Regions from separate parts of the Mus musculus genome. Here region 1 is linked to region 2. Evidence: chromatin loops called from intact Hi-C (ENCODE). Cell type or tissue: left cerebral cortex. All regions are shown on one strand. Links, peaks and the distances in the headings refer to the core of each region. The heading gives the core; the rest is flanking DNA.

The links. A loop is a pair of places that touch in the nucleus more often than their neighbours do. Peaks named below come from ENCODE experiments on the same cell type or tissue, not always from the same donor. Only the 100,000 strongest peaks of a DNase experiment are listed, where the experiment ranks them.
Region 1: it touches region 2 in a loop (2.7-fold over the local background); 2 of 42 quality-filtered maps call a loop at or near these places.

What each region holds. Positions count from the first base shown.
Region 1 is chr12:49,981,778-49,998,803 of GRCm38, reverse strand. No RefSeq gene overlaps it. Among named protein-coding and RNA genes, the nearest start is that of Gm40418, 130 kb to the left of the region's middle. In left cerebral cortex, for the core only: a CTCF peak has its summit at 7,529; a DNase peak (open chromatin) is centred at 6,091; H3K27ac peaks cover 857 bases.
Region 2 is chr12:50,065,367-50,082,392 of GRCm38, reverse strand. All of the region lies in intron 2 of Gm40419 (a long non-coding RNA gene), which reads left to right. Among named protein-coding and RNA genes, the nearest start is that of Gm40418, 46 kb to the left of the region's middle. In left cerebral cortex, for the core only: no CTCF peak of the experiment used is centred there; a DNase peak (open chromatin) is centred at 8,528; H3K27ac peaks cover 1,126 bases.

The DNA of each region.
Region 1 (17,026 bases), core at 3,036-11,035, 83 kb after region 2:
AATTAAGGTCTGAATGTAAATTTTTGGTATATTATTTAGTGAGGAAATGACCTATGAAAATGCAATGTTATGTATCTATTTTATGAGCTTGAAAACTAGGATTCCCACAGAGTGGGAAAATTCAAATAAACACCCACATTGACCTGTGCTGTAAAACAGAACGACCAGTATACTGTAGAGAAGAAAGATGTGAAGTGAAGTGCTCATTTTAAGTGGCACTTAGATTTATTAAGCCAAGTGAACACTTAAACTGAAATCAGATATCTGACAAAGGTAAATTACTTTGTTGTCATGTTCATGAGCTGCCTTATGGTGCCACTCATCTCAATGAAATCATGGACCTAGAAATGCTAATTGGATGTTGTAGCCTGAACCATATTGAAGAGCCTTTTTAATTTGTGCTTCCACCATGTTCTTTGAAATGTCCTCACATATAAGAAGAGCACTGATGGAATTTTTAAAAATTTGTCATCTTTAATTTTTGTTTTGTGGTTTTGTTTTACATTTATTCCAAGGTTTGATTTTAATCTAAATATCAACTGTGTATGGTGACAAATTTGCTAAAAACAGGTTTATCCAAGTATCTTATGTAGTTTGGACATACTCATATCTCCTTTCTCTCTTTCCTGCTCTCTCCTCCCTCTCACAGTTGCATTCATGATGCACAGACTCACTTTTAGTGTGTCATGTGTCTAAACGAGTTTATGCATCCCTATAAAATCTAAGATCCACAAATAATGGGAATGTGAAAAAATTACCAATCAGAGTTTGCTTCCCTGAATACAATGCCTCCCATTCATCCAGTCCCCTAAAAGCAATAAGATTTTATTCTTCCTTGTGTATGAATGGGACTCCACGTTATATATATATCACATATTTGGCCATTCCTATGTTGAGGAGTAGTGGTAACTGGTAATGTGAGAGTTCTATACTTAGTTCTGAGAGGAACTTCCATAATCTAAAAACTAAATACCTAAAACCAAATCATGATCTATGACAAATACCTAACCCAATCAATAGTTGCCATAATTAAGGAAACCGAGGGTTCTCAGAAGATCAAAGACAAATAGGAGCCATGCTGTTTCCAGCACTCAGCCTGCTATAAAAGTTCCCTGGAAATCTTGAGCAATAAACATATAAATACATGTCTAAACTACACATCACAGAAATCCACATCTTGTGTATTCATGACACTTTAATAGAAGTTATTATATAATATTTCATTTTTCTGGCAAATGATTCCTATTGATGCTACTCGTATAGGAATGTGGCTACCTCTAAAAGTTACCAATGCTATCACCATTCTCCATAACTAATATTCATCATTTTAAAATAAATGTCCATAGTCTAGATCTCAGGCATATAGCCCTCTTAGAAGAAGATGTAACATGCAGTTTTTATCATTGTTACTGTGGGAATCAGATTATCAACTTGTTTCTGTGAACTTTGGAAAAGACATCTTCAGAAGTAGGTGTATAGCAAATATAATTAAACTCAGATAAGTATTAAATCAATCCAAATGGGGTAAATTAAATGCTCTCAACAATAATTGAATGATAGAAACTCCTGTCAACATGGATTATGTGTTTTTATTTATTCATCATCTTTATTAAGAGAGAAACATCAGAGTCTGTTGATGCACCTTGTTCCACTGTCACTATAAAACATACACTCTAAATAGTGATTTTGTGTGTGTGTGTGAAATTCTGAAAAATTTTAACATCTTAATAAATGTTTTTGAGAAAAGGAGGAAAGTTTTTGTATGTAGTTATTCATTTTTTATTTTTTGTGTGTTGAATATATAGGCAGTTTAAAATTAACTTCATTAGATATAAAAAATTAAAATAATTACCTATTCAGACATAACTAAAATAAGTCCAAGAGTAGGATAAGAAGGAAGAGGAAGAGGAGGAGGAGTTCTCATCATCACTGATATAGCCATCAATAGAGTTTTATGGCATCTTAATCAGGCTTTTTTTTTCAATGAAAATTATTCTTAATCACATAAAATTTCCAGCTTATAGACAAATGTGCAAAATGACAGCATTTATTTGGATTTTCCATAGCTTTTTAGAAAGCTGTTTATGCTCATTTTTTTAAGGTTTGAGAAAACTCTTAAAATACATGCTGTGCTCTGGTTCACTTTCTCTCTGTTGAAATTGCTCTTGGCAATGGCATGGTGAGCTCTTGCTTGACACATCCAGATGATGCTTTACAGTACACAGGTACTGTCGTTATTATTTCCTCCTTATTGTCTATCAATTCTTTAACTGTCTTGCTTGCAGTTTCTCTTCGTTTTCTTTTGTTGCCGCTGATAAGACTCCAGATTCCCATTATCTACAGGTACAACATTTTAACTTCATTGTCTTTTTTTTTTTCATTCTCTATATGTTCCTAAATGATCATACCCACTTCTGAGCCTTACTTTACCTACTGTTTGTATTATTCAAGTTAGTCTAAAAAATGCATCTTATGAAGCACTGTCCTTTTGAGCCATAGGTGAGAAGGGCTGTAGCATGCATCCACGGATCCAGATGCAAGGGTGAATAACACCATCTTACTTCTGCATAGCATGACTAGCATATAGAGACATGTTTCAATCCATCATTTCTTTTCTCATTGGACAAATGAAAAAATTTTCAGGCATACAGACATACAATTTCAGGCATTAGAAGCAAAAGCATACATGGAAGATGATATAAAATAAACAAGAAGGGTTCTGATACTCTGGTTTACTGCCATACATCACCCCATAGGAATGATTGAATAACCATTAGCTAACTGTTTGGGTCTACTATATAGGTCATAGGAAGTTCATGTGCTTCAGTGATGTCCTAGTATTACCAAAGAATAATAATAAAGGAGACAAGAACAGATGCTGTTACAGGTCAGGCCAAAAGAATGTGAAAGCTTGAAACAATTTCCTTCTGACCACCACCTTATATCTCCACATTTTAAATTTAAAATTTGTCAATGCTACAAAGACATCACATTCTATGAGTCAATATGAAAAACTATCTCAATTCTAACTTTCTCTTTTGAGCAGACCTGTAAATATTATCTTAAAAGCTCAGTATATGAATGATGTCCTTGTTTAAAGGGTTTAGTGGGATGTGACCACTGAGACTGTATACTTCAATGATCTATAGGTTACTCTAAAGCTGTGGATCAGTACAATTAAGTTATTTGATACTCTGAGACTGTTTTCAAATGTATACAGTTAATTTTAAAAGAAAGTAGGAGGATATGAATGCATATACTTCTGCTTAGGGCATGGAAATAAGTAAAACAAATAATAGCAGCATTTTTATTTTGAAGTAAAAATTGAAATACATACCCCTTTGTACCTCTCTTAGCCTGACCTTTTGTAAATGGGCCCCTAATCTCCAGCTGCTCCATTTGTCTCTTTGTACCTGTGATCATTTTTGGATCAAAAAATGAAAAGAGGAGCAATCTACAGAAACAGAAGAAAACTTCCATAAGAAAGTTAAATAGCAGCACTTCAGAAAGTGGAGTCAAATGTTCTTCCTTCCCATTGCTTAGGTCTTCTAAGATGTCTGGATATCTACTCCACTGTACTCTTTAGGATCATAGTATAATCTTTGTACAAAAGCCATCTTTGACTTGAACTGTAGTACTTTGTCTAGGACAAACATTGTATTAGTTGCCTACTATTAATTTCTTTCAGCCCATACCATCTTGGTTCCTTTTTCAAGAACTCTCCTTTTCTGTTACTCAGTGTGATTCTACTCACTTTCTTTTTGTGGAGTGACTATATTTTTATATGTATCCTGTTTAATGCTGATAGTCTACAGATATTAATGATTGGCCTGGTCTTGGCTAGTTACTGCTCTCCTTTGGCATGTTTTAGTCTGACAGCAGGGAATCCAGTAAATCGTTCCTTCTCTAGTTCCTTTTTGTTTGTTTGTTTGTTTGTTTTAAATATAAAACTTTGAAATACACAGCAAGTTTTTCAGTAACTAAAGCCTGTAGTGAGTTTTGTAAAGACAACATACAATGCACAATGAAAAAGGCTGACGTAATACATCAAAGTGGTTCAAGCCTAGTTCCTAGTAACTCTACGCCCCACCTTTATGCTATCAGTGGTTTAAACATCCTTAGACTTTATCAACCAATTATTTCCATATATTCTTCATCATTTCTCAACTGAATTTTGATTAGGTCCACTAAATTCATCAAACAAGAGTGCAAAAGACAAATTGTATTGAAATATCCAATTAAAAACAGTATTGTAATATTTGGGGTCTTTCAATACTGAAAATATAATTCATTGTTCATTTGACATTGAACTATAACTAGTCATTCTGCATTATATCTATAAAGCTCATAGATAGTTTTAAGAAGAGTAACTTAACTGATTCTTGTGACATAATTAAACACAATGCTTTAATAAATACTTTATACCTTCTTCCTGGTACCTAACAAGGATTCAGGAAGTGATCTTATTCTTCCTAGAAAAACTGTTGTAGCATAAATATAGTTCAATAGCTGAATCTCTGTATATACCCTTGAGAAACAACTTTGTGTAGAGTACCAGACTAATTTTGAAGCGGTGAATGTAAACAGCAAAGACCTTTCATGTGTATCTGAAATAAAGCATCCAAAAAATTATTAAAAGTTTTGTCAAAATTGAAATTCAGGACCACTTAAGTAACAAAATCCAACAGAGACCTCCTGGACAAATCACCAAATTTCCTGTGTTCAGTCTCCAAATCTTCAAACTGTACTACACTACTTAGTGTGTGGAAATATTTCTTTGTAAGGTCCATGAGTGTCAGATGACTCATATTGTGAGACTTCTTTGAATATGAAAATCCAGAATCTTGCTAAATATTTGGTAAGATGGTACTATATAATTATGCATGCATTAAAATAATTTGGGGAAGGCATGTTTTCATGAGAATTATCTTAATTTAACAGAATAGTTTGTTTTAGAACCATAGACATAAGTGTTTTTTGAGAATAATAAAAAGTAAAGTTTTTAATATAGTTACTCTGTTAGTATTTTTTCCATAAAACTCCCACTGTTCTTTGTCATAAATAGTCAAATATTTTCCTTTCTAACAGTGCCTACCATTATGATTTGCTCTTTAGAGCATGCATTAAGATGGAAGGATGGAAAGTTACTCTAATTTTCAGTTCACGTTACTTCTTGAGCACTGTCACTTCTCCCTATAAAGCTATGGAAAGTGAACATAAGCCCTTTAACGGAGTCATATTTCAAGGATCAGGTGGGAAAGACAGAAGTGTTGGATGCACCTCACTGCACTGCTGTTCATCCCCAACACTTTGCACAATGTGAGAATGTTTAATAATTCCAGCCCAACCTACAGATAAGAATCTCTGGTGTCACATCACAACTGACAGTGCTGGTGTGAGATTTGCAGTAAAACAATATTCCAGCTGTAGCTTTCATTTACAGAAATAAAACAGCAGAAGTGGAGGGAAAAGGCCAGGGCAAGATAAACACTTTCATCTGGCAACAGCGCTGACATTAAATTATAATAGCTACATGAAAGTGAGGAGAGAAAAAAAATATCCAACCTTAGAGCAGAAAACTAATATGGACTGCATCATTTGCTAGCTATTCTTCTATCTGTATTTTATGCTAGCTAGTTCATGTTTAGTTATCCAGAGAGACCACCAAATATAAATAAGCCCTTTTTCAAGTAAAGTCTATGGCAACTGTTGGACAGGCAGCCTTATTTTTCTCCCATTAATCACTAGAAACTTCACACGGCGTGAAAGTCTCAGGGGATACTTCTGGCTGGGAAAAAAGATCCTCCCTCCTCAGTTCTAATCAGTCCATCCCATCTGTAATGGCTTTAGAAAATTGTTAATGACATAAAGTGACAGTCGAGGGGCTTTTTGGTCCGTCAGTGTAGGGTTACTATGAGCTCTGTAACAGACTACTCCATGCAGGCCTCAAAGCTGCTGGAAAATGATCTGGATTATGAAGGAATAAATTTGATATGTTAGCAATCACAAGCAGGAACTGAGAAGAAAGGCTTCCTTAATACAGTTCTTTGAGGCTATAATGGGAAATGCGAAGATAAATCTGGCGCAGAGACAAACCCACTTAAGACTGCTGCAAGCACACAGAATATAGATCTCGGTTATGAGATGTGTAAAACACACAATGGCCTGAATAAGGAGCTAAGTATATAAGTGCAAACAAACCCATTTTTATAGTTAGCATGGCATTTTGAATGGAGTTTGGATCCTAAATGATGCTATCTTACTTGTAGATGAAGATGGGAGATGTAAGCATGCTTTTATACACAGAAGCTAATAAAAATACTGAAGCCAATCGTGAGCATAAAGCAAATTAAAGCTGAAATTGGCTTTAATCATAAAAACTGAATGGCTTTGCTTCCCCTCACCTAAAATATTGCTTATTCCCATTTTTATTACCTTGTTTTAGACATAGGGAATACTGAACAGTGTTGTGAGGATAACTACAATGGATATATCTGTCAGCTACAGCAGCATGACATCACAAGGTATAATCTCATTCCTTACATTATATAAAGATCTATACAGGATTTATGAATCAATGCATATCTGGAATTTGAATTTCTTAAAATTAGGCCATAATAGAAATGTAAATGTAGATTTGGAAGATTTTTTTTTGAAAATAGGATTTTGTTCTAATGCACAAAATATTTTCTTTTATGTCCTTTTCTTTTTCAATTTTGACAATACTCACCTCATTAGAGTGTCATAGAAAGTGACAATGTAAACAGTTTCCCACACATCTCCTGTAGGTTATACTAAGAGCTAAAAATACTGGATTCTAACAATTTTGCGGATCTTGAAAGATTAGGTGAAAAATTTTTACCTAGTTATAGAGAAAGTTTTTTACTTGGTGGTAAAGACCAGCTAGATGATATTATTGCTGAATACTACCACATTTAGGAAGATATGTGAAAGGAAAATTTGTCTCCATGTAGAAAATAAATGGAGATATTTAGAAGCATGGTTATTCCTCCTCAGGGAAAGAGAGTCTGAGAAGTGTTCTACCTAACACTCCATCTTTGTTCTGGATTGTTTCTAAAGAAAACATCTATCTACATGTTTCTATAATTATACACAATTTCCCTTAGAAGGGCATCATTTGGTAGGAATAGGCAACTAGCAAATAAGCTATACTTCTTCTGCAGCTTGACATTAAAAACAAGAATGAAGTAATGAAAATATAAGGATAACTTCATAGAAAATAATTTTGAATAATCTCAGTGGTAGAATTCAAATGATTGCATCTCCTTTGCCAAATGTTGTACGTTCTTCCTGAGAATGACACGTAAGATCAGGAATCACAGGGCTGCTGAAAAAAGTTTATGCTTTGGGTTTGGAGGGGATCATAGACTTTGGATACCCACACTAATTCTTTCAGCCTACTAGAAAGCCGTCTCATAAATATCTATTTCAGAGCTCTAAAATGATTAAATGACATCATGATAACCTGATTTAAAGAAAATGTTACAAGAGGGCCTTAAATGGTACCCTGGTGGCCTGGAAGAGTTAATGCGGTTTTCTTAAGTGCCCAATTCAGCTTTAGTTTGCAGTGTACAGAGCAGGGAGTGTGTCTCAATAACTCACTGATAGTTTCATCTAATATCAGTATATTAAGGGGAGATAAGATTTTTGAAGGAATCTATCATAGAGTAGCTGGCCATTCAGTGTAATTCACCTCATCTAAAGAAAGGAAGATGGAGGACATTTATTCTATTTTATGACATAAAGTATTAGGTCTAGAACTGAAAATAAAGCCAATTAACATTGTAACAGCAAAAAGATGGGAAGGAGAAGCCTTTGCAAATTAAAAATCTTATGAAGAAATATTGAAATTATTCTCTGTCTAAAGAGGCAAAAGGTAGACATGTAAGTGGGCGAGCACTTGAGAAGGAAAGTCGAAGGGGAAGAGAGGGAGATGAGGGAGGAAAACTCAGATTAGAGCATTAAACTGTCAAACCAAAAAGGAGATTTGAAAACAAGAGAAAATATATTATGTAGGACCTATATTTTCTTCTGAAATAGCGATACTTATGCATAACCTTTTCTGGAAGCAAAACATACCAACTTCTTATAGCGGTATATATCACTAGTAGAATGTTGCACTTTCCCAGTACTTGATAACAAAGCTATAAAATACACCCTAAGAACAAAGAGCAAATAAAATATTTTTCTTTCCTATTATGCAAAAATATGTATTTCTTATCTTATGTTTAGTAAAAAAGTTGACAAAATTTAATTATTTTGAATGCAACTTAATTTTAAAACATTATAAGTGGCCTGAAAACATAACAAAGCAATGAAAAATAGAAGAGAAACAGTCTGGGATCCAAGGTAGAAAATATCCTTGGCATTTACAAAGTGTATGAATTCAGATGAATGAATCAATCAATTAATAGAAGCACAGTATTATAGAGACCTCCACAGAAATTAACTTATTGAGTTATCTTAAAATTATCACATATTTAAGCACATGTAAAGTCCTTAGGTACAGAAGCAACTAAATGGAAATATATTCAATTTATATAAAAGAAAATTCTCCAATAGTCAAGAGAATGAAAGATTCTGAAAGCCAGTAAAATTTAATTTTGAAGAGAAAGGTCACACCTCTTTATTCTTAGGTCTTATGTGCAATAGCTGGATTACCTCAAGAAAAACCATTACCTTGTTCTTTAATTTTGCATAAATTGGGCATCTAACTGTTCCTCCATTCTTAAATATCTTGTAACAAACCACTGTCAGTGATAGATTCTATGTATAGATTAGGCTGAAATAAATTATTAACCATATAAGAAATAATAATGAGACACATTAAAGAGTTTAGTTGAAAAGGAGAACAATTGTTGTATGTCACTCACGTGCAAAAAATGCAATAAAATAAAAAATTCTCCAAAGTCAAACTTGATAAACAACTGATTTATTGTATGGCATATAGACTACAGACTATTTGCATTGAACCCCATGAGCCCATGTAGAATAGATGAATGTAAGAAAGTATAACCGGTACCCCGCACCCCCCTTCCACAGAGCTTGTGTCTCTAGTTGCAAATGTAACAGAGGATGGTCTAGTGGGCCATCAATGGGAGGAGAGGCCCTTGGTCTTGTGAAGATTATATGCCCCAGTACAGTGGAATTCCAGGGCCAGGAAGCAGGAGTGGGTGGGTTGGGGAGCAGGATTAGGGGAGGGTATAGGGGACTTTCAGAGAGGAAACTAGGAAAGGGGATAGCATTTGAAATGTAATTGAAAATATCTAATAATAGAAAAGAAAGTCATTGATTTGCAATAGACTGAAAATTTCCCAAAATAAAGCCTCATAAAGAAGGTTAGAAGTTATGTATTTAAGAAGGAAAATTTTAAGATAAAGACTAGTACCCAGAGGCATCAGGGAAGAAAAAGTGGTGTCTCTACAGTCCTGAGGAAGAGTAAAAGCTCACTAAGATAAATGAAAGAATTCATCTATTCAGAGAACAAGTTGTAAAGCAAGGTATCTTTATGGTCAATTGAAAGATCATTTATACTGAGGAAACAAAGAAGTACTAAGTTCTAAGCAAAATAGTCACTAATGGAAGAATACAGAAAGTGTTGTTCATTCATGTAATGAAATATTATTCAGTCATTAAGAATGAGGATATCATGAGTTTTGCAGGCAAATGAATGGAATTAGAAAATATAATCCTGATTGAGGTGTCTCAGACCTAAAAGGACATGCATGGTATGTACTCACTGATAAATGGATCTTACCCAAAACAGTACAGAACACCCAGAATGTAATTCACAGATCTCAAGAAGGTTAACAAGCTGAAGGACTCAAGTGAGGATGCCTCAATTGGGAGGGAGGAAAAAAAAAACAGTCACAGGGGGCAGAGGGAGGGAGGGACCTCAGTGGGAGAGGGAACAGGGAAGAGAAGGGGAGAACCTGATCAGGTGTTGGGGAGGAGAGGGCTGAAGCCCTGAAGGCCAGCAGAAAGAATGGAAACAGGCAATCTCAGGAGGTAGGAGGTGGGGGAATCCCTCTAAAATGTACCAGAGTCCTGGAAGGTGAGAGACTCTCTGGAATCAAAGGGAGGGACTAGGATCAAGTACTTTACAGTGGGGAGAGGGAACTTGTAGAGTCCACCTTCAATAGAATGACAGGACAACAAGTAGAGGGATGGGCTGGCCATCCAACAGTCAAAAACTCTGACCCAGAATTGTTCCTGTCTGAAAGAACTGCAGGGACAAAAATGGAGAAGAGACTGAAGAAAAGGAGGTCCAGTGACTGGCACAAATTGGGACCCAGCTCAAGGTGAGGCTCTAAGGCATCAGTCTTACTGAATTTATAGTGTGCTTAAAAACAGGAGCCTAGCATGGTTGTCCTCCTAGAGACCCAACAAGCAGCTGACTGAGACAGAAGCAGATACACTCAAGCAATGGACTGAAGTTGGGGACCCCTTTGGTTGAATTAGGAAAAGTCTGGAAGATGTTGAGGGGGAGGGAGACCCAATAGGAAAACCAGCAGTCTTCACAAACCTGGACACTGAGATCTCTTAGAGACTGAATAACCAACCAGGCAGGATAAGATAGCTGGTCTGAGGACCCCTGCCACGTAGATAGCAGAGGACTGCCTGGTCTGGCCACAGTGAGAAAAGATGTACCTCAAGGCAAGAGACTTGAGACCCCCAGGGAGTGGGAAGGACTGTTGCTGTGTGTTTTGGAGGATGGGGACATCTTCTTGGAGACGGGGGGGGGGGGGGGGGAGGAATAGAGAGGAATAGAGTGAGAAAGTGTTGGAGGGCAAAATCCGCCCCACCCCCCAATTCCAGGATAATGACCTGGACTGTTAAAAAAAAGAAAAGATTAAGGATAATTTTTTTTTAAATATTGAAAAAAAGACGATTAAAAAAAGATTCTCAAATATAAGAATTTTTAATATGGTGAGCATATTCTGAGTAATATTTTTGGATAAATCTCAGGTTGAGGAAGGATTAAAGGCATAACTCAGTAATGAGGAGTTCTGATGCTGTTCCAGAGAACCCAACTTCGGTTTCCAGTATGTGCATCAGGAAGTTCACAACAGTCTGTAACTCTGGCTCACTAGAACCTGAGACTTTCTTCCAGCCTCTGTGAGCACTGAACACATATGTTGTCAGATAGTCATACAGTATGTACAGACTTCTCAAGAATAAATACTATTAGAACATTTCACAATATCATTATAGGGCATAAAAGTTAACACCTTTGTATAGGCATCCCAAACATCTTACTGGGATACAATTTATCAAATTTTATGTAAAATTTCTTTGTAATTTGTGAATGAATACTTTAATAAGATTCTTTCTTTTTCCATTGTTCATGAATTTTTAAATGCTAGCTCTATCTTTCTTTTCGAAACATTTCTAAGGAGACACAACTCTTATTTTCGTATATCCCATGTCCAGACTAATATGTAAATATTCTGTCTTCTTGTATATCAGAATGTGATGTTAAATTTTCATAACTTAATCATACTTATGTCTAAGTTTTAAAAGATTATTTTAAATTCTATTATATAAACATGTTGTAAATAAAAAAACTTCATACCAAAAATCAACCACTACTTTTCTGTGCTATAACAGTAAAAAAGTTCATTTAGTTATATAATCTTTCGTTTTGGGTGAGGTCTGCTTTGGTTTTATAGGAGATGTTTATTGGTTATGTGTTGTGTTCTACTGAATGTACATAATACTTGGTTGTTTTGTGTACGTTTATTGTGGAATTTATTACAGAATGCTGTTATTTCATTTCACCAATATTTTTGTTTGTTAGTATAAATATTAGTACTAGGAGAATTTTTCATCCATAAGCCCACAGAGAATTGCCTGATATATACCCCTTTACAAACTGCATTAATTGATAGCATGCTTAAAAGATGTTGATGAGAATTGTTTCTTTATTTAAAATAACTATTATAAGTTAATGTATTAAAATATGTTTAATATATTTCAAACTATTGAATATTTTTTATTACGTATTTTCCTCAATTACATTTCCAATGCTATCCCAAAAGTCTCCCCCACCCCACCCCCCCACTCTCCTACCCACCCATTCCCATTTTTTGGCCCTGGCGTTCCCCTGTACTGGGGCATATAAAGTTTGCCTGTCCAGTGGGCCTCTCTTTCCAGTGATGGCCAACTAGGCCATCTTTTGATACATATGCAGCTAGAGTCAAGAGCTCCGGGGTACTGGTTAGTTCATAATGTTGCACCTACAGGGTTGCAGATCTCTTTAGCTCCTTGGATACTTTCTCTAGCTCCTCCATTGGGGGCCCTGTGACCCATCCAATAGCTTACTGTGAGCATCCACTTCTGTGTTTGCTAGGCCCCGGCCTAGTCTCACAAGAGACAGCTATATTACGGTCCTTGCAACAAACGCTTGCTAGTGTATGCAATGGTGTCATTGTTTGGAGGCTAATTATGGGATGGATCCCTGGATATGGCAGTCTCTTGGTGGTCCATCCTTTTGTCTCAGCTTCAAACTTTGTCTCTGTAACTCCTTCCATGGGTGATTGTTTCCAATTCTAAGAAGGGGCAAAGTGTCCACACTTTGGTCTTCGTTCTTCTTCAGTTTCATGTGCTTTGCAAATTGTATCTTATATCTCGGATATACTAAGTTTCTAGGCTAATATCCACTTATCAGTGAATACATATTATTTGAGTTCTTTTGTGATTGTGTTACCTCACTCAGGATGATGCCCTCCAGGTCCAACCATTTGGTTCCCTTGTCTTGTTTGTCAATGTATAACCTCTTTCATTTGACCTCTACACTTGATCTTAGCCAAAAGGCTGAGAAGTAATTCATTTGATTTCTGACTACATTAACCTGTTTCTATCTATACTTCTTTCTTTTGTTTCCTCTTTATTAGTAGTATCAGTGTTATTTTAAATTTTTTATTATATTTATTTAGATTTCAAATGATATCCCCCTTCCCAGTTTCCCCTCTACAAACCCCTATCTCCACTTCCCCTGCTTCTATGAGAGTGCTCCCCTACCCACCCACCCAATTCTGCCTCCTTGCCCTAACATTTCCCTATGCTGGGTTATCAATCCTCCACAAGACCAATGGACTCCCCTTCCATTAATTCCAGATAAAGCAATTCTCTGCTACATATGCAACTGGAGCCATGGATCCCTCTCCATATGTACTCTTTGATTGGTGGTTTAGTCCCTGGGAGCTCTGGGGGAGTCTGGTTGGTTGATATTGTTCTTCTTCCTATGGCGTTTCAAAACGTATCAGCTCCTCCAGTCTTTCCCCTAACTCCTCCATTGGGGTCCTCAGGCTGCATCTATACACATCCATACTGGTCACGCTCTGGCAGAGTCTCTCAGAGGACAGCTATATCAGGCTCCTATCAGTAAGCACTTCTTCATATCAGCAATAGTGTCTGGATTTGGTGTCTGCAGATAGGATGGATCTCAAGGTAGGGTGGTCTCTAGATGGCCTTTGCTTCGGTCTCTGCTCCATTTTTGTCCCCTCATTCCCATTAGACAGGAACAATTCTTGGTTAATATTTTTGATATGGGTAGCTGGCTCCATCCATCAACTCGGGGGGGGGGGGTCATGTCTACCTTCTGAATATGGCCTCTACAGGTTCTGCCTCCCCTTTGTTATATATTTGGGATAATGTCATCCCTGTTGGGTTCTTGCTCCCCTGGTGTCTAGGACTTTCTAGTGTTTCCCTGCCCCCTCCTGCTACATATTTCTATTTATTTTCCTAACCCTCCATACTTCTCTCCTCACCTGTCTCTTTCCATTCCTGATCCTGCCTCCCTTCTTCCCTTCCCCACCCCTCTCCCTCCCTAGCCTTTTATTGTTAATAGTACTTTTACTTTTTCCTCCAAATTCATTCTGCCTTGATTTGAGGAAAAAGAAAAACAAACAAAACAAAGCAAAACAAAATCCTAAGAACTAAGCTGGTTGGAATTTGCATAGATGTGAGGTTAAATTTTCCTCTAAAAAAATGATCTATCTTTCTATTTGTTAGACACTTGTGTATTTCAAAAAGCCTAAACTCCCCTAGTTATAAGGAGTGTTGTTATGAAGGAGGCATGGAGCAAAGCCCTCTTAAGCCTCTGTTATAAACATGGATTTATTTATTTTTATAGACACCAATGACTTAAAGAACTTTCCACAAGGATAAAGGTAATTTCACATTTTTCCACGAGAACAAAATTCTTAGTTCTCTCTCTCTCTCTCTCTCTCTCTCTCTCTCTCTCTCTCTCTCTCTCTCTCTGTGTGTGTGTGTGTGTGTGTGTGTGTGTGTGTGTGTGTGTGTGTGTTCTGTTAGAATGAAGGGAAAGCAGATAGGATTAGCGTAGTAAGTTTATTTCATGTTCAATTTGATGGTCATGCTGATAAACTACAACTGAGATTTGAATGGGATGCTCCCTCCCCTATATGAATACTTGGTCCCCAGTTAGTGGTGCTGCTTGGGAAGGTTGTGGAACTTTTAGGAGGTGGAACCTCCTGGGGAAAGTGGGTCACCAATAATGGCTTTATAGCTAAATCCTCCTTCATATTTGTTCAACTTTTCGATTTTGGCAACAAGAGGATCAGCAAGCCTATTGCTCCTTTTGCCTTATGTGTCTCCCATGATGAACTGTGTCCTCTAAGAAATGTCAACCAACCTAAATCCCTTCTTTCTTGAATTGTGTTTGTTGTCATGGTATTTTGTCATAGCAACAGGAGAGTAACTAAGATAGCTAACAATGCTTAAGATAGTTATACTTACATCTCCTATCCTTTGATCAAGGTTTATCCTTTCAGAATAACTTTGTGTAGATAATTTTGTCTTATATTTTCACAGATATATATTACAAAACTATTTTTGCTCCTATCTATAAAGCTCCATGAACATTTTCAAAAGGGAAACCCCTTCAGACTACTCATGACAAAGAAAATACTATTTATATCTGTATATATTAAACATGTTAAAATCCTTTCTAGAAATAGAATTATCCATATATCTTTGGCTGTCCTTATGAGTAAGTTTAATTCATTTTCTACTGTTGTCAGTAATTAGCAAACAGATCTATATCTTAGCAGTTAAGTGGTACATGGGGGAGCTTGGGAACAAAATCATTCTTCCAGCTATCATTGCAGTTTTTATAATGCTTCTTTTCAAGATCAGGCCTCAGGGAGGACCAAGGTCATATACCTCTATTTCATACTAGAATAATCACCACATTATTTGGATTTTTAATAAAAACATTAACATTAGGTAATTAAATAATCTGAATTATCTGGAAAATATAGATGGAACAGAGCCCCCTCTGTACCTTGTCATCAAAGTCTCTTAAGTTTTATCCTGCCACGAGTATCTTTTCTACATAATTTCTGTTGTAGTTTGGCTCTGTAGGTAGCTAAATCCTTTGTTCTCAGCACTGCCAAAACTTCCATAGCAGTGACCACAGTTTAACAGCTGCTCTTAAGATGTGTTTGCACATTGTTGGATCTTTATAGTGACATATATGCTTTCATCAGGAGACTGTCATGGAGTTCAGGAGATGTTAACATTCTTTAATCGCTGTGTAAAGGTGATGCTTCCTGTTAATTTTGCTCTCTTGCTGGATTTCCTAAGCAAAATTCTTCTGTGAGAGCCAGAATGATGTCATTACAGTCATAGAACAGAATGTTCAACTTTAGAGTGAGACATATTGTGGCATATATTTCACTACTTTTAAAAGCAGTGAAAAAAGTGCTTGGATGGTGATATCAGTCTTTTATGTTCAAGTGTGGAGATTTCTATGAATTGAGAATGACACTTGAACTAATATTTCTCCTGGTGTGTAGTTCTACATTGTAATCTTAGAAGAGACCAGTCCATTCGTGGATATATATTTTCACAATGCTGAGGAGACATCTGTTTAATTTCAGAAGTATAGAGAAATGTCCAAGAAAATATGTTTACCAGGGTTTATGATAAAAAATGTCATGATTTAAAAATAAATATTAAGAAAAATGTTCATACTTCTTAGTTAAGTTATTTTGAAGTTTCATCTTACCCCAGTCAGAATGACTACTATTAAAACCACATATAATAGCTGAATAATACTACATTGTGTAAATGTCTCACATTTCCATTATACGTTCTTCAGTGGAGAGAAATCAAGATTGTTTCCAGTTTATTGTTTTTATAATTAAAGCTTCTATGAACATAGTTGAGCAAGTGTCCTTGTGGTAGGATGGAGCATCCTTCAGGTATATGCCCAGAACTGGTATAGCTAGTTCTTGAGGTAGACCAATTTCCAATTTCTGAAGAACTTCCATGTTGACTGCCAAAGTGGCTATACAAGTTTTCACACCCACCAGCAATCGAGGAGCTTTCTCCTTGGTCCATATCCTTGTCACATGAGCTATCACTTGTATTATTATTCTTAGCCATTCTGACAGGTGTGCAATGCAATCTTTAAGCAGTTTTGATTTGGATTTCCCTGATGGCTAAGGATGTTGAACATTTCTTGATGTGTTTCTCAGCAATTTGAAATTCCTTTGATAAGAATTCTCTGTATATATCTGTGCCCCATTTTTCAATCAGATTATTTGTTTTTATATCTAATTACTTGAATTCTTTATATAGACCTCTATTTGTTGTGAAGCTGGCAAAAATCTTTTCCCATTCTGTAGGCTTCCATTTCCTCCTATTGGTGACATCATTTGCATTACAGAACACCTACTAATAGTTGATCTTAGTTACTGGGCTAATCAGTGTTCTTTTCAGGAAGTCGTCTCCTGTGTCAATACATTTAAAGTTATTCCCCACTTTCTCTTCTATCAGGTACAGCATGTCTGGTTCTATATTGATTTCTTTGAATCAACTAGATTTGACTTTTGTGCAGAGTGATAAATATAGATTTATTTACATTCTTTTACATGCAGTCATCCATGTAGACCAGCACCATATGTTAAAAATTGTTTTCTTTTCATTGTGTATTTCTGGCTTCTTTACCATATCTATCCAATCAAATATCAAG
Region 2 (17,026 bases), core at 3,780-11,779:
TAATTGTTCAGAACCATATAATTATGAAAAATGATTAATGTTAAATTTATCACTCAATATGCTTATTTGCTCCCAAAAAGACAGCAATTGATTCAAATTACTCTGGCTGAATCCAAAAATAGTTTATCAGAGTTACTGAAAAAAAAAAGCCAAAAGTATTTTTTAGAATATGTCATAATGTAGTCACATTTACTAGATATTGTGAAAATAGTGCAATGTATATAGATTTTTAACTATATTACTATGAATATCTCCCAAGAATTATTAAAATTCGAACACTAACGAATTGCCCAATCAAAATCAGTTTTACAAAAATCACCTTACGTTATTAACAATGAAGCTGTTTACTTGTAGACAGTGATGAATTTTCAGTATAAAATTCAAAACAGTAAGGAAAAATTCATATGGGGACAATACCAGCTCCATAAATTCTAAATAGATATAATTTAGTGTAGGCACTAGAAAGTTAATATGTTCTCCAAAGATTTCTTTAATTTAGTTGTTGCTAATTTATTCACACTAATACAGAAAAAATTCTGCAAAATTTTTCATAACAAAAAAACTGTGCATATCCCTGTGTTTTAGCTGGCATGTGGCTCTACACAGATGGTTTGGGGCTTTCTTTGCTGCAAAACAGATGGGCCTGCACTGTCCCTTACCAATCAAAAGAGAACTTGAAAATATAGGAATATCTTTACCTACATTGCATCCTTTAATTCAAGAAATTAAAATGTTTCAGAGTATAAATAACTGCCTATGAAAAAATAATTTTTGAAATGAGATGTCATATGTCGAAATTATAACCTAGTTCATGTTTAATGCAAAAATACTAAAGTTGGGCTGGTGCTTGATGCTGTTTTAACATACAACTATTAACTTAAGAAATTTACAACTGCGGAATTACTGTTGTCATGTGTTCACCTTGCCTGAAAAACACTGCTGTTTTAAAACTTTAACTGCAGTTAAACATATTTCAATTCAAAGTGATCATTCCAGGCAGCAGCATCCATGGAACCGAGTTAGCAAACACATATGAGCGGAGTGCGTTCGTAACTGACGCGCTTTTTTTACAACCAAGCGAGAAGGTAGCACCGCTCTCAGAGTCAGCAGGAACACTCTGTTTATTACTTCAGTTATTCACAACAGAAAACAAGTCACTTTGCACAGTGTATCAAAATCACAGCCTGCCTCAAAGCTTTCTGTTCAAACATAAATGTTGATACTCAGGGCTATTATCTGTGCTCTCTTTGTTCTGTCTATTTTACTAAGTAACAAGGACAATGCTCTCATTTCACCTTCCCATTAAAGAAAGATATGGTCTAGGAGATTAGAATACGTGGCTGGTCACACAGGACAAAGACCTTTTTCTTCTTTTTCTCTGATACCCAAAGAAAGCTGCCAGATTGTGATATTTTTATATTTTGTAAATATGCATCCTAACAAGTACATTTTCTATAGTGGTATAATGATGGGCTGTTTCTATAGGGTGATAGTTTTTCTATGGCATTGCTCACAAAAGACAGTTGAATGGTTTTTCCCAGGATAATTGGTTTTCAGAGTACTAGATACCCTGTATTTTACTTATGTTCAAATAATGCATTTTTATATTGGAAAAATTTTCCAGGAAAGCAAAAATGACGGGTATCTAATGTTAAACCATAAAAATATATAGCTCTCTATATGCACATCTACATGCATATTTATGCATACATCAATTTACATATATTAACAGCCATATATAAATTTGTATAGCTCTTACTATAATTTGTTATCTATAGGATATATCTGATTTTGGATTATATAAAGATACTTCTCTACATACAAGCAATGTATTTTTAATTGGTTTCTTTTTAATGATCTGATTTTGAAAATCAATTGAGAATTTCTTTTGTCTGTAATGAAAAATAACAGCTCTGCTTGTTTTTTTTTTTTTTAATTACATCAAAACCAGTCTCTCACAGATCTATGATGAAAGGGCTACCAGGCTAGGAAATGTGAATAAAACTGTAAAATAAATAAAGTTAAAAAAAAAAAGCTATTCCCAAACACTTTGAAATATTCTGACAGCATCTACACAAGCAAACAATTGATACGGTAATTTAAATCATTTTATTCACTTATACTTTGTTTAATTTAATATTTTGGGATTTTTATAAACTTTTTTCTTTAGAAATTCTTCTTTGCTGCCTTAACTCCCAATATAGTCAAGGCTAGCTGACCTCAGACTCCTGATTTTCATGTCTCTACTTTCTGGGTGACTGGATTTAAAAATTGTGTCAGTAGGCTTGGATCTTTATTAATTTTTTGTAAGTTAATCTCTAAATTTGTTTTTTAACCTGAACCCAAGTTGAATTATTACAGTTAAACTAATAACATAATCTAACCTAGTGTTTTAAATGTCCCATAATTTTTGTTTTATTATAATTCAGATTGTCTATTTTTCATATATTAGTAAAAGTTGTTGGAATAGTTTCAACTTTCACACTGAAATAGGAGATGTGAAGATCTTTGCCTTAATATTCAATGAATAAGCAGTAGTTACACTGCAGAATCAGGGAGCCACCTTCTCATGAAAAGTACTTGAGTAGTTGGGAGAATTCTCATAGTCCAGGAGAACCAACAAGCTCAAGGCAAAACTTCGTAAGGATCTCTGTGATGAAGCAACTTAATCATGGTGGAGGATCTTTTTAATCTGTTCTTGGATTCCAGAATTTTTATTTCAATGTTCATAGGAAATCTTGTTTGTAATTCTCTTCCTTTGTTGTGTCTTTATGAGGTTTGATTATCAGAGTCCCTATTGAACAACGTTACTTCCATTTCTGTTTTGTAGAATAGGAATATTTGACCTTAACTCTTCTTCAAAAGTTTGGTAGAATTCTGTGCTAAAACAATCTGGCCCTGAGCTGTTTTTCTTTTTTTCTGGTTCATTAATGGTTAAAATTCTGTTTAAGCCGGGCAGTGGTGGTACACCCCTTTAATCACAGCACTTGGGAGGCAGAGGCAGGTGGATCTCTGAGTTCGAGGCCAGGCTAAGCCTGTCTAAAAAAAAAATCTGTTTAAATTGCTTATCTGATCTTGATTTAACTTTGTTGTGGTAGGTATTAAGTATGTAGAAAAGATTTTCAATAGCTATCTATCTAAGTGGTAGGTATTGAAAAAATTATCCATCTTTAAGATTTTCCATTTCAATTGAGTACAGGTTTTTAAAGTATGTCTTTGTGACTCCCTGGATTCTCTGGATCTGTCGTTAGGGCCCCTTTCATCTGTAATTATATTAATTTGGGTAGTAGTTTGTAAATATTACTGAATTTCTCAAAGAACCTATGCAGTGGTGCTTTTGATTGGTTTTGTTAGGTCTTTTGTTTCTATTTATTGGTTTCAGTCCCGAGTTTGAAAATTTCTTGACTTCTACCCCATCTGTATGTGATATCTTTTATTTGTTCTAGAGCTTTCAAATGTTCTAATTTACTAGTAGGAAATCTCTCCATTTCTTTTGTTCTTGTAGTTGTGGACTTGTTTTGTTTTGTTTGGTTTTGTTTGGTTTGGTTTGGTTTTCTGAGACAGGGATTCCCTGTGTAGTCTTGAATGTCCTGGAACTCACTCTGTAGACCAGGCTGGCCTCAAACTCACAGAAATCCACCTGCCTCTTCCTTCCAAATGCTTGGAGTAAAGGCGTGTGCCACTATTTCTCCACTTTCTCCATTTTTTTTTAAAATGTAGGCTCTCTTAAACAAACAAACAAAAAAAAAACCAAACAAACAAACCTGAGTATGATGTTTAAATGTAGGCTTTTAATGCTATGAATTTGCTTCTTCGTACTACCTTTATTGTGCCCCATAAATTTGGCTATATTGTATATTCATTTTTATTCAATATTAGAAAGTATTTAATTACTTTCTTACTTTTTGTGTTAACCCCCCCCCCCCTTTTTTTCATCTTTAGTGAGTTGCTCAGTTTCCATGAGTTTGGAAACTTTCTGTTTCTGTTGTTGATACCCAGCTTTCATTCATGGTGGTCTGACAGAATGCATAGAGTTATTTCAATTTTCTTGTGATCTTGAGGCTTGCTTTGTGTCTGGGTATGTGTTTTATTCTGGACAAAGTTTCATGAAGTACTGGAAAGGTGTGTTAATTTGTGTTTGGGTGAAATATTCTATAAATCTCCTTATGGTCTAGATGGTTTGTAAAGTCAGTGAGCTCCCACACTTCCTGGTTAGGTTTCTGTATGGATGACCATTTGATTATCGCCTTGCTCAGCTCTCATTATAGAAAATTCCTCTGGCATCAATTGAGAACAGAGACTAATAGGAAGAGATCATGTAGAGGAGAGAGACCTTGGAACACAGAGCCCCAAATGAGATTTATCCATGAAATGCCTTCTGTCAGAGTTCAGGGAATCCTGCAGAAAAGAAGACAGAAAGAGTTACGAGCCAGAGAAATGGAAGATACCAAGAAAACAAGGTCCTCCAAATCAAATCATGACCAAAGCACATACAAACGAAATCATAGCTATGCAACAGTATGCACAGGGCCTGCATGGGTCTGCACTAAGTCCTTTGCATATGTTACAGCTTCCAGGCTAGTATTTTTTTGGAATTCCTGAATAGGTTAGCGAGTGGGTCTCTGTTTCTGGTCCCTTCTCTCTGACTCTTTTTCTACTGTGTGTTTGGTTTGTCCTATTCTGATTGAGAGAACAGAGTTAGCCAGAGTTAGGCTGACTCCTTGACAGGCTGCAAACTAGCAGTTTGGAAGACTAGGCCAAGTTTCTTTTTCCTCAAAGTGGGACCCCAGTTCCAGGAATCTGAGATCAGTGAACCACAGCTGGGAGGACACCTTGTCATCTGGCATGAAATAAGTATAGGTGGCTATAATGAATAAGTGATCCTCCAGGGAAGTCTTAAGAGCCTAATCAATTATAGAATTAGTCAGACCCCTAGAGATAGAACTAACCAATCACAGTAAAAGGGCACACATCCCTCTCTGGAATTCTCCTATCTGATAATAACAGTTTGGCCTGCCAGCCAGGTAGGGTCTCCATTCCAGAAGGAGGAGAGTCCAGAAGACAGGAAATTCAGCTGAATAAACACTCTTTGGGTTTGCAAACTATTTGAGTCTAGGGTATCATTCTCTGGTGATTCTTGGATCATGTTACACCAAGACAGAATTCATTATTTTGATCATTTTTATATATAAAAATATTAAAATATAATTTTGGTATAAAAATAATATTTCACAAAATATCAGTTAAGCATACTTATTTTATGATTTAAAAATTCTCCTTTACAACATGCAACATTTTATATGTAAAATACCATGTGTAGAGTGCATAATTAACTCATTTAATATTTTCTATTGTTGAACAATTGATTTTCATCTAGCCTGTTCTATATAACATTATAGACATGTAATGTTTTTTACTTTGTTTTGATTTTTCCTTCCTTCCTCTCTTCCTCCCGAGACCCTCCTTCTCTCTCTCTCCCTCCCTTCCTTCCTTCCTCCCTTCTTTCTGTCTTCCTCCTTTCACTTGTTCCTTCCTTCCTCCATTCCTCCCTCCCTCCTCCCTCTTCCCTCCTTCCCTCCTTCCTTCCTTCCTTTCTTCCTTCCTTCCTTCCTTCCTTCCTTCCTTCCTTCCTTCCTTCCTTCCTTCCTCTTTATTTTTTTAAGGTGGCCTTGAACTCCTGTGTATATGAGGCAGGCAGGCATTGAATTTCTAATCATCAGATCTCTAGTTTCAGAATGGTGAAGATTACACATATGACTTAACATTCATGCTGTAAATTAAACTCAGGGCCTCTTGGGCCTAGGCAAGTACTCTACTCACTGAGCTCCACCCTTACAAAGTGCACACACACACTCAATTACACTTATACCACAATTAACAGATGTATTTTTGAAAGCTTATGTTTTGAATTTTCTACTCAGCTATAATCTATGTTAATATCTATTTTTCCTGTTTTAATATAATCTCATAAATAGTTAACCCATCACATATTTTTAGGATTCAGTCCTCTTAAAAGCTACTCTTGCCTTGTATATATTTTTCTACTCACCAGGAACTAATCTTGACAAACACATACAAACTCAAGAGTACATGACTGTGCCCTGTGGCCCTGTGTATGAATGTTACTGGGCCAGCAATCAGAACTACTCTTTCCTGTATACATCCTGTGGCTCGTCCTTCACAAAAACAGTTGTTCATCTCCACAGCTTGACTTGGGAGATGTCAGAGTTAATCCTGGGTTGAGGACACTGACTTTTTCTTGGACTTATTTGTCCTGCATATTACCTGCCTTTTCTGAATAATGCAGGCAGAGAACAGGTATATATTTATGGAAAAGAAGATCATTAGAGACAGAACAGAGTAGCAGATTAAGACAGTCTCCTCATGCCAAAAGCAGCTTTGAGATCTTCCTAAGTAATCTTGGGGTCAATATATTACTTTTCAAGGTGTACTGGCTAGTTTTGTTTCAACTTGGCACAGTTGGAGTTATCACAGAGAAAGGAGCTTCAGTTGAGGAAATGCCTCCATGAGATCCAACTGTAAGGCATTTTCTCAATTAGTGATCAAGGGGGAAAGGCCCCTTGTGGGTGGGACCATCTCTGGGCTGATAGTCTTGGGTTCTATAAGAGAGCAGGCTGAGCAAGCCAAGTGAGGCAAGCCAGTAAAGAACATCCCTCCATGGCCTCTGCATCAGCTCCTGCTTCCTAACCTGCTTGAGTTCCAGTCCTGACTTCCTTTGGTGATGAACAGCAGTATGGAAGTGTAAGCTGAATAAACCCTTTCCTCTCCAACTTGCTTCTTGGTCATGATGTTTGTGCAGGAATAGAAACCCTGACTAAGACACTAGGTTTTGCTATTCTCATAGGAAAATGTAAATGACATTGTCCACATCTATGTAGTTACTTTGAAGATCAGATGAGCTACCAAGTCTGTTTAGTGTCTGATAGAGTACAGAGCATCTTTAATATATTTAGACTCTATTTGAAAGGTAGTAGTATTTGCATGAATGATACTAAACAGATATAGAATAAAGACTTCATGTTTTATTTAAAAGTGATATGGTTTCAAGTCCAAGTCTGTCATTTATTACTGTCTGTGTGTATGACCTAGAGCTCTAATTATTCACTTACAGAGTGAGACTAGGGGTACCTACCTATTCGCTGCATCATTATGGTGAGAAGCTCTGAATATGAGATCACAATGCATGACAAATACTCAACAAATAGCAGCTGTTGTGAAAATTAGAAGTTAATATTCACTGTTTGAAATCATGTGAAAGATTAAAAGATTTCAGTATCCATGTTTGATTTCCCCTCATTGTGGATATCATCTTTTTCTACTTGTTGCTTTTATGTCTTTTATTATCTTTCTTTCTTTTCTTTTTGTAAAAAGCTGCTTCATTCCTGAATCACTTTGATATATCAGCTCTTACTTTATGTATAAACTTCATGCACCGTGGCTTTATGAGTTATCACTGGCTTAACTGAAATGCTTTCTGGTGAGCAAAGAGGTGTTGAAATACATCAAAATATGATTAATGCAAAACTACGTTGTCTGTCTGACTTGCTTAGAGAGGATTCTAAGTCTACACTGAGAGTAAAAGTTCAGAAAAGAAGTGGATCTTGGTTGATTGTGCTTATTATTTGCCAAAAACTGAGTTTATGAACGTGAGTTACATAGGTGCAAGAGCTAATGAGTTTCATTTCCTCATCTGTCGTTTCTTCCTTTTCAAGAAAACCCAGAGCAATATGAAACAGTCCATGGCTGAGCTCTGCCCATCATGAACTGTTGTGAGCAAGAAAGTGGAGAAACCTTTTGGACAAGTATTTACTTAAGAATTTTCCTTTCTTATTTATCTGTAATACCCAATATTTAATTATTTTCCCCAACCATTTGTACCTTTTACAAAAATATTCTTAAATTACTTGCAAAAAAAAGTCATTTTACAGAAAGAGTGCCAAATTTAAATATCTTATTGAAGGAAAAATTACAATTTAAAGATATTTGTAAAGTGACACAAATCCATGAAAACATATTGTTAGCACAGGTTATTTAAGTTCTGCCTTTTGATATCATTGGACCTCAGCACTGGACTTTCATGACCTCACATGACAGGATGTAATTAGATAAACATGTGCATCATCATGAGGTCTACAAATTTCTTGATACTTTCATGTAACTAAGGTACACTTCTTTTTTCATGTTAATCATAATTTAAAAAACAATTTTCTTTTGACCTAGAAGAATACTGCGAAGCAGGAGAAAAAGTAATACATTCTCAGCCATCCAACAAAGTTTGAAATTAAAACACATTTAAAAGGATTCAAAATTTCCATGAAAAGGAGTTTTCCATCAGAGTGCCTGCCCACTGTGAGTCAGCACCTTGGCATCTATCCAAGAGGCTGACAGGAGCGGGGGTGGGGGGAAATTCCTAGCCCATGGAACAGCAGGTAAAAGGTAAAGTGGACTGGAGAAGCCAAGAATGAACCCAAACCAAAAAAGTATGGATGACGCAGTGAAGTGCTCAAAGCATCAGGATGCATATGGGGATTTGCTAAGAATACAACTCAGAGGGAGTTTCTGCTGGGGGTGTGAAGGAGCCTGCACACAATTAACTCAGGAAAGTGGTGGTGGGAGGCTTAGAGAAGTTTGTCAAAAGGCTTTGAACATCATGTCAGAGTATGGCTTCTCTTCTGGATATGGTTTGTGAGCAGAGCCTGCCTGAAGACCTTGGTGTGTTGGAAAATTGGCAGGAATGGGAGGGGTGGAGGGGAGACTCAGAAGTTTTCCTGTTTGGCAGGTGTCACTAAAACACAAAGGAACTTATTTTTTGTTTTGTTTTTAGCTTAAAATCTGTACACATGGCAAAAACATGCTGCTCAATGTTAAGAATTTTGGACTCTGTAACACTCCCTTTAAATAAGATTTCCCTTACAGTAAGTATATTTTCACAAAAATACTGGTAAGATAAGATTAAAGGAGAAGAAATGACAACATTCTAAACATTCCAAAAAGACTTACCTAGTTTCTATCTGATCATTAAAAACAACAAACAAAATCCACCACACACATCATCACTACACTTCATTTAAACAGTATTAGAAATTTGGAGATGATGAAGGCATCAGAGCTGCGTAGATAGAGAAGCAGTGTGTTATACTCCTTCTCTTCCAGAGAACCCCTGTCCCTCTGCTCTACTTGAATGCTTCCTGTCTTCTTCTGCCAAACAACATCAAGCACAAACGTAGGTGAGATTCAAGTGCACTTCTGCTAGCTCTCAGCAACGCCCTTGTCATAATTACGTGACAATGTTGCATTCGAAAAAGATTGCAGATTAATAGACATTTAATTCGCACCCCTGCTAAAATAGCATCATGCATTCTGAGGCCATAAGCAGATAAGTGCCATCACTATAATCTGTTCATACCAGCTTTTAAGACATGTTTAAATTATAAATACAGTGGAAGGATTTTGAAGCTACAAAATTTCAAAGACAATTGAGTCGATTGTCAAATCTTCTATTTCTTACTTGCTTACCTAATACAAAACCCCATGAAAAACAAATTTTGTCAACTAATAATTTAATAAATTTGACTTGTGATCTGAAGTGCTAAAACAGAGTTTTGGTTTTTCTTCAGAACAAGTAAGACAAGAAGGGTTTCTGCAGCACTGTTTCAAAACTCTCTCTCCACAAAGAAACCTTATCCAATCCTGTTTTACCCTTTAAAACTGCCTACACACTAAGCTCAATAGACAAATTTAATACTTTGCAACAAAGAGCATCTCTCCCTTTCAGGTTGAATAGAGGAATTGTTCAGATGCCAGTGAGGTATGAATAACATTATAATGCCTCCATTTACTGGGCAAAAGAAAAAGGATGTCTCCTGTTGCAGCCCCCCTCAATGGCCCGCTTCTTTAGGTTAAATTTTTTGACCCCTGATATATCCCCAGACACCTATGTTCCTGCACTATTTGGGTCTTTTACCTCTTGTGAAGTAAACACTGAGAAAATCTAAGTAAACAGTTTGTTTTAGTTGAAGATAGAGAGACTCCATTTAATTGAGTTTTGATGATAGATGTGCTCCAAATGGTGAAAACAACTTTGACATGGTAAAATAATATTGTCTTATGGCATGTGTAACACTACATAAAGCATCTTAGCTTAGCACTTTCTGAGTTTACAACATTTAAGTGAGAAAATGACAAAAGAAAGCCAAACTGTCAGAAACAGAGAAACCTTTAACAATCCTAAAATACAGACTATAATTCTCTTCTTTATTCATTTGATTTAAAGAAGGATCATTGCAACAGACGGAAGGAATGAGAAAGCAGCCGAACTTTGTCCTCATGAAACTTTACTTTCTTACAGTCCACAGGGGAGCCGAAAGGGTCACCAGTAACACATGACCAGTGGACCATGGATGGGGCTGTGGATAAGTAGCTGACTGAAACAGCACTCCCAGAAAAGTCAGCTCTAACAAAGACAAGCCTTTCCCTTGTCCTCTGCATGCATCAACTAGTTGTAGACTGTATTACATACAATTCACATTGTCACTAAGACCCTGTAAAGAATTAAAAAAAAAAAACACAAATGTTCTTAGATGACAGGAGTCCCTATAAATATTCGTATGTTTACTAGAAAACAGTTATTTTAAAGTGGAACATATATATGTTATTAAAATGCAAGATTACCATTTTGGGTGTTTTGCCTTTCAACAAGGGGCAATCATCTATCAAATACTGGCAACTATCATATTTCTTATAGTCTTAATCATTAAACATATAAAACATATATTTTCATATATTCATGCTTTTATAAACATGTGGTATATGGGATGTGTGTGTATACATATGTGTGTGTGTATATATATATATATATATATATATATATATATATATATATATATATATATATATATTGTGTGTGTGTGTCTGTGTGCATGCTTGCACACAGACACACACACACACACACTCCACGCATGTGAATATGGAGACCTAAAGGTTGATATTTTATTTATTCTTCAATTGCTTTCTTCCTTATACTTTAAAGACATGGAGCTTACCAGTTTGGTTGGACTGACTGGTTAGCAAGTATAGGATCCTATGCCTCCTCATTTGTATTGCCAAGGTTACAGTGCACAGCACTACAACACTATGCCTGAACTGAAATCTGAGTGCTGGGGGGTGGATTCAAACCTAGGTCCTCATGCCTGCACTGGCGAGGAGTTACCACTGGGCCTAGACCCCTTATTCTATGCCTTTATAAGCAAGTTGTTTTGACACAGAAAATTGACTTAGTTTTACTTCACTAAACAAATATAAGTAGTCTCATTTCCATTGCTTTTTATACCCCATTAGTTTGGACCCATCTGAGTATCATGGTACCTGTTACAAATAGGACAACCCTAACTTTTAGAACAAATACAAAATCATTTGCAGTTTCCAAATCAGGAAAGGATGATGTATAGTTAAAACAAAACAAAACAAAACACAACACAACAAAACAAAACACAACAAAACAAAACAAACAAAACACAAGCCAAATGTTCCCAAAGGTTTATTATCAGTAGTAATGTAAGGTTGTGTCTGCAGCCCCAACATTATTTAAAAAATAAGCTACTAATCTAATATTCCCAAGAGACATTATATGCCGTGGTACATTATTTTTTCTCATTTATATTTGAACTTCTAACCCACAAATGATTCTTGGATTTTCATATTTAAATACTCTCAACTTTGCTGTTAACATTCTTGAACAGGCTCTTCATCACATTCATAGAGAAAACTATTAAGGCCATAAAGTAAAGATTACATAATTAGCTACAAGGTACTGCATATAAATCGAACCTTAATGGTCTGGAATTACTAAAGTGAAAATGCATTGATTCCTGGGAAGGACCTGGTACTGAACTCTGAGGATGGAAAAGCAAAGTGATAACAACCACCTGGGAGTAAAACAGATTAGAATTTTCTCGTAACATCAAATATGCACCAATCATATGCCTAGTAGTTCTAGAATGAGTACCTATGGTATCCATAAAAACTTGTTTAAGAAAAAGAAAAACATAGGTATTAACAGTCAAATAAGAAAAAGAGTGACATAGTATATAGGTTAACCTCCCCAAAACCAAACAATCCAATAAAAAAGTGGGGTACACAGCTAAACATAATTCCCAGCAGAAGAATTTTGAATGGCTGAGAAGCACTTAAAGAAATATTCAAAGTCCTTAGTAATCAGTGAAATGCAAATCAAAACGACCCTGAGGTTTCACTTTACACCAATCAGAATAGCAACTATCAAAAACTCAACCAGTACCAGTACCCCCAGAGCTCCCTCGGACTAGACCACCAATCAAAGAAAACACACGGTGGGACTCATGGCTCTAGCTGCGTATGTAGCAGAGGATGGCCTAGTTGGGCATCAATGGGAGGAGAGGCCCTTGGTCCTGTGAAGGTTCTGTGCCCCAGCATAGGGGAATGCTAGGTCCAGGAAACAGGAGTGGGGGGGTTGGGGAGCAGGGTGAGGCAGGGAGGAAATAGGGGATTTTTGGAGAGGAAACTAGAAGAGGGGATAGCACTTGAAATGTAAATAAAAAATATCTAATAAAAAAAGAATATGTAATACAATGCAAAAGAAAATAAAAAAAGAAAGAAAGAAAGTGAAAAATGTCTCCATGTTAGGAAGCTTTAACTCACCTTTCCTGGAAGCTTTAGAAAACTTTTGGTTGGCTATGATGTGAAATCTGTGACTGTCACATAGAGAAGAGCCTTGGATGATAAAGTTTGGCTCTGCGGGCAATCATGGAAGTGAAGAATCTCATGGACCATGTTGGGTTTGAGTCCAGTATCTGCGTTTCCTGACCCTCACATTCAATGCTCCAGTGTTTGAGATTAGGAAGGTGCATCCTAAACTCTTGAATTAGTCCAGCTTGATGGGAAGAGGCCGGCAGAGGGAGGATGGCTTTGAAGAAGGGAGGAGGAAGAAACACAAAAAAGAACCAATAGGTAAAGCAAGGGAAAAAAAACATCAAGTGACAGCACAGACTGGCAAGGATGTGGCCAAGTGGCAACATTCCTCCATTGCTGGTGGGACTGCAGGCTGATACAGCTACTCTAGGAATGAATCTGGCAAGTTTTCAGAATAATGGAAATAGTTCTACCTGAGGACCCAGATATATCCCTCTTAGGCATATACCCAAGAGATGCCCCATCATACCACAAGACCATTTGTGCTATCATGTTCATAACAGCCTTATTTGTAATAGCCAGAAGCTGGAAACAACTCAGATGTCCCTCAATTAAAGAATGGATACACAAAATTTGGTTCCTTTACACAGTGAAATACTATTCAGTTATTATAAACAGTGACATGAATTTTGCAGGCAAGTGGATGGAACTAGAAAATATTATCCAGAGTGAGGAAACTCAGACCCAAAAAGACATGCATGGTATGTACTCACTGATTAGTGGATATTAGCCAAAAAGTACAGAATACCTGGGATACAACATACAGACTATAAGAAGTGTAAAAGGTAGAAAGGCCCAATTGAAGATGTTTCAAATCCACTTAGAAGGGGGAAGAAAATAATCATGGGAGGCAGAGGGAGGGAGGGACCTGAGTGGTAGAGGGGAAGGGGAGGGGAAAGGGGGAACAGAATCAGATTGTAGGCGGCAGGAAAGAAGCCCAAAGGGTCAAGAGAATGGGGGTGGGGTGAGGGGGACCTCTAGAAAGAACCAGAGGCCAAGGAAGTGAGAGACTCTCAGGACTCAATGGGGGTGACCTTAGCTAAAATGTCCAGCATTGCGGAGAGGGAACTCAAAGAGCCTACATCCAGTAGAGACCCAGAACTGTTCCTGTCTAAAAGAACTGCAGGGACAAAAATGGAGAAGAGACTGAAGGAAAGATGATCAATGACCAGCCAACCTGGAATCTATCTCAAGGGAAGGCACTAAGGTCTGACAATATTACTGATGATAAGGTGTGCTTACAGACAGGAGTCTGGCATGGCTGCCTCTGGAAGACCCCACCGGCAGCTGCCTGAGGCAGAAGCAGATACTTAGACCCAACCATTGGGCAGAAGTCAGAGAAGCCTATGGTTGAATTAGAGGGAGGTTTAAAGAAGCTGAAGGGGAGAGCAACCCTATAGGAAGGCCAGCAATCTCAACTTACCCAGAACCCAGGAAACTCCCACAGAGTGAGCGAAAAACCAGGAGCATACAAGAGCCAGTTTGAGTCCCTGGCTCAGATATAGCGAGGACTGCTTGGTCAGACCTTAGTGGGAGAAGATGTGCATGATCTTCAAGATATTTGAGGCTCCAGGAAAGGGGGACACTGGGTGGTGATGGGGAGCACTTTCTGGGAGGCATGGGGGAGGAGGAATAGGATAAGGAAGTGTAGGAGGGGGGGACAGAGGTGGGGGCAGCAACCGGGATTTAAATGAAATAAAATAATAAAAATTGAAAAAATGCAGGTGACTCTCAACTTTAATCTTGATAATTTAACCACTTTTGCCTTACAAAATGATGTTCAGAAGGAACAAGACTTGAACATTTCAATTCTTATTTACCCCAGGCTAGCAAGCGCTAGCATACTGTGTGATGATAGAGTGGACCTAGGCCCCCCAGTTAGCCACAGAATTTTACAAAGAGTAAAGCAACACTGTACAGTATACAAGATTTCACTGGGGCAAAGGACTTGAGAGTTTGCTTTGCTAAAATGGCCAGACTGACCACAAACAATACATCCTCCTGCCTCGGGCTTTCAGGGACTATTATGCTGATATTCTATAACACATTGGTAATCTAAGGTGCTCAATATACTAGGCATGCTAACTATATGTTGATTGTGACATTTCACATTAAGGCTATAATCTCTAGGCATTCCCTTTGTCAGCCAAGGTGTTTCTGTGCTTGTCAGAACCAAAATGAAGCAAACTGCTGATAGACATCACAAATAAACATATCTCAAGAGAAGAAGTTAGACAAAAAAAAAAAAGAATAGAAATAGTATCTGCTTCCATTAATATAAAATCCTAGAACACACGTAATGAAGCTACAGTGATGAAAATCAGAAGAGTGATTTCATTAAAAGGTTAACTTGAATGAGACGTGAGGGAACTGTCTGGGGCAGTGGAAATATTTCATACCTCGGATGAAGTGATGGTTATAAAGAGAGAGCAATTTTTCAAATTATTATAATTGTATACTTGACATCAGTGATTTTCTTGTATGTAAATTATAACTCAATGAAAGAAAGAAAAATGAAATTCTGCTTTGATTCCATATTGATCTGAAGAAACCATCTGTTTAAACAGCCAAACTTCTTGAATAACATACTTCCATTGCATTCTTGATTTCCTCACTCTCCCAGCTTTCAATTCTGTCATTCACTACAGTAAAACCCCCACCAAACACAGCTTTCCTTATGCAGAATTTCCTTTCTGTGCATGATTCAGACTGGAGCTTGTCCATTTATTCTGTAGGTTTCAGCGTAAACTTCTACGCTGTGATTACTTAAAGGGCTGGTGGTATATATCTCTGCACCATTCTCTACACCTTTGAGGTTGTACATAGTAGTCTACTTTTAGTATTACATTTTAAATAGTAATTATTGTTACAGTTATCTCTGTGTTCTGGGAGTGGATATTGATTATGTTCACTTTGAATTCTTTGTGCCAAGCCAAGAACTTGGTAAATAATATTTGAAAACATTTGTCATGTAAGTGAACAAGCAAGTAAATGAAAGGCATTCCCTACCGTTCATAGTTCTGTCTCTGACTCTATTGACTTTGCTTTCTCTTGCACAATTTTAGCGTGACTCATCGATATAGCTTGTCGTTGTAATACATTCTTAACAGATCTTTGTCTTTTGTGTCTCTTTCATTTTCTACCTCACTAATTCTCAACCACAAGAAATATCTCCTTAAAATATTTGTTGATAAAATTAGGTTATTTTAATTAATTAATTAATTTAATTAATTTTTAAATAATTTAAAATGAATTGGCATCACTTGGGGGCTAAAATCTTGTTTCCCATTTTAAATCTCTTCCATATTAAGAGAAATCTAGTTATTATTATTGTTGCTGTTCTTGTGTTTTATGTGTAAATGTGGGTGATAGGGCCATGATACACATGTGGAGGTCAGAGGGCTAATATGTACAGTCAGTTCTTTCCTTCTCCCTCCTTCTGTGTCCCTGACATCTAACTCAGGCTATCAGATCTACAGAGCAAGCTCATGCCCACTGAATCACCTGGATGGTCTGTAATACGTTTCCCCTATCCATTGCTGCATACTTGAGTAGTGAATCTCTTAAGTGGTTTCTACTTCAAATATGGTTCCATTTGGCTCAGACTTCCACTAAAGCACCTGCATTTTATCTTTCTTAAATAGATTTCCTCATAGAGCCTTTTTAGTTCAAAAGCTTTTTATCAGCTTGCTATTGTATAGGAAATGACATTTGTAGTATTTTAGCTTGGAAGGAGGTACTCCACAGTACAACAGCACTGAGGCCTTCATGTTGAAGAGACCTTTGCCTTTATCACCTTAGAATTATCAGAGAACCACCACTTTATTAGTGCCTCTGGGAAGCCCTCTGCCTAATGAGTTTTTATTTGTTCTCTATGTTTCTTCAGGTTTGGGTACATAGTTCTGCAACAAAACTCCCATATTGAGTAATAATTTCATGTTGTTCTTTCTTGTTAAGAATATATTTCTAGGCACAATGGGACACTTCTGCAACCCTAGCACTTGGGAGATGGGAGGCCGAAGGTTCAATTCTTGGCTGTGTGGCCAGTGCAAGATCAACCTGAGTCAAATCAAACCTTTTCTCCAAAAACACACATATATGCATATGCAGAATATTTCCTTAATCATACAGCCATAGAGCAACAATGTATCACAATCTTATAGGTATTTATTATAATTAATATTTTATACAGAAAGAATAAAAACTAGCAGAATGCACTAATGTACAACAGACAATTCACCCTTTGCCAAATACTCCTAAAGTTTTCACACAGTCTGAA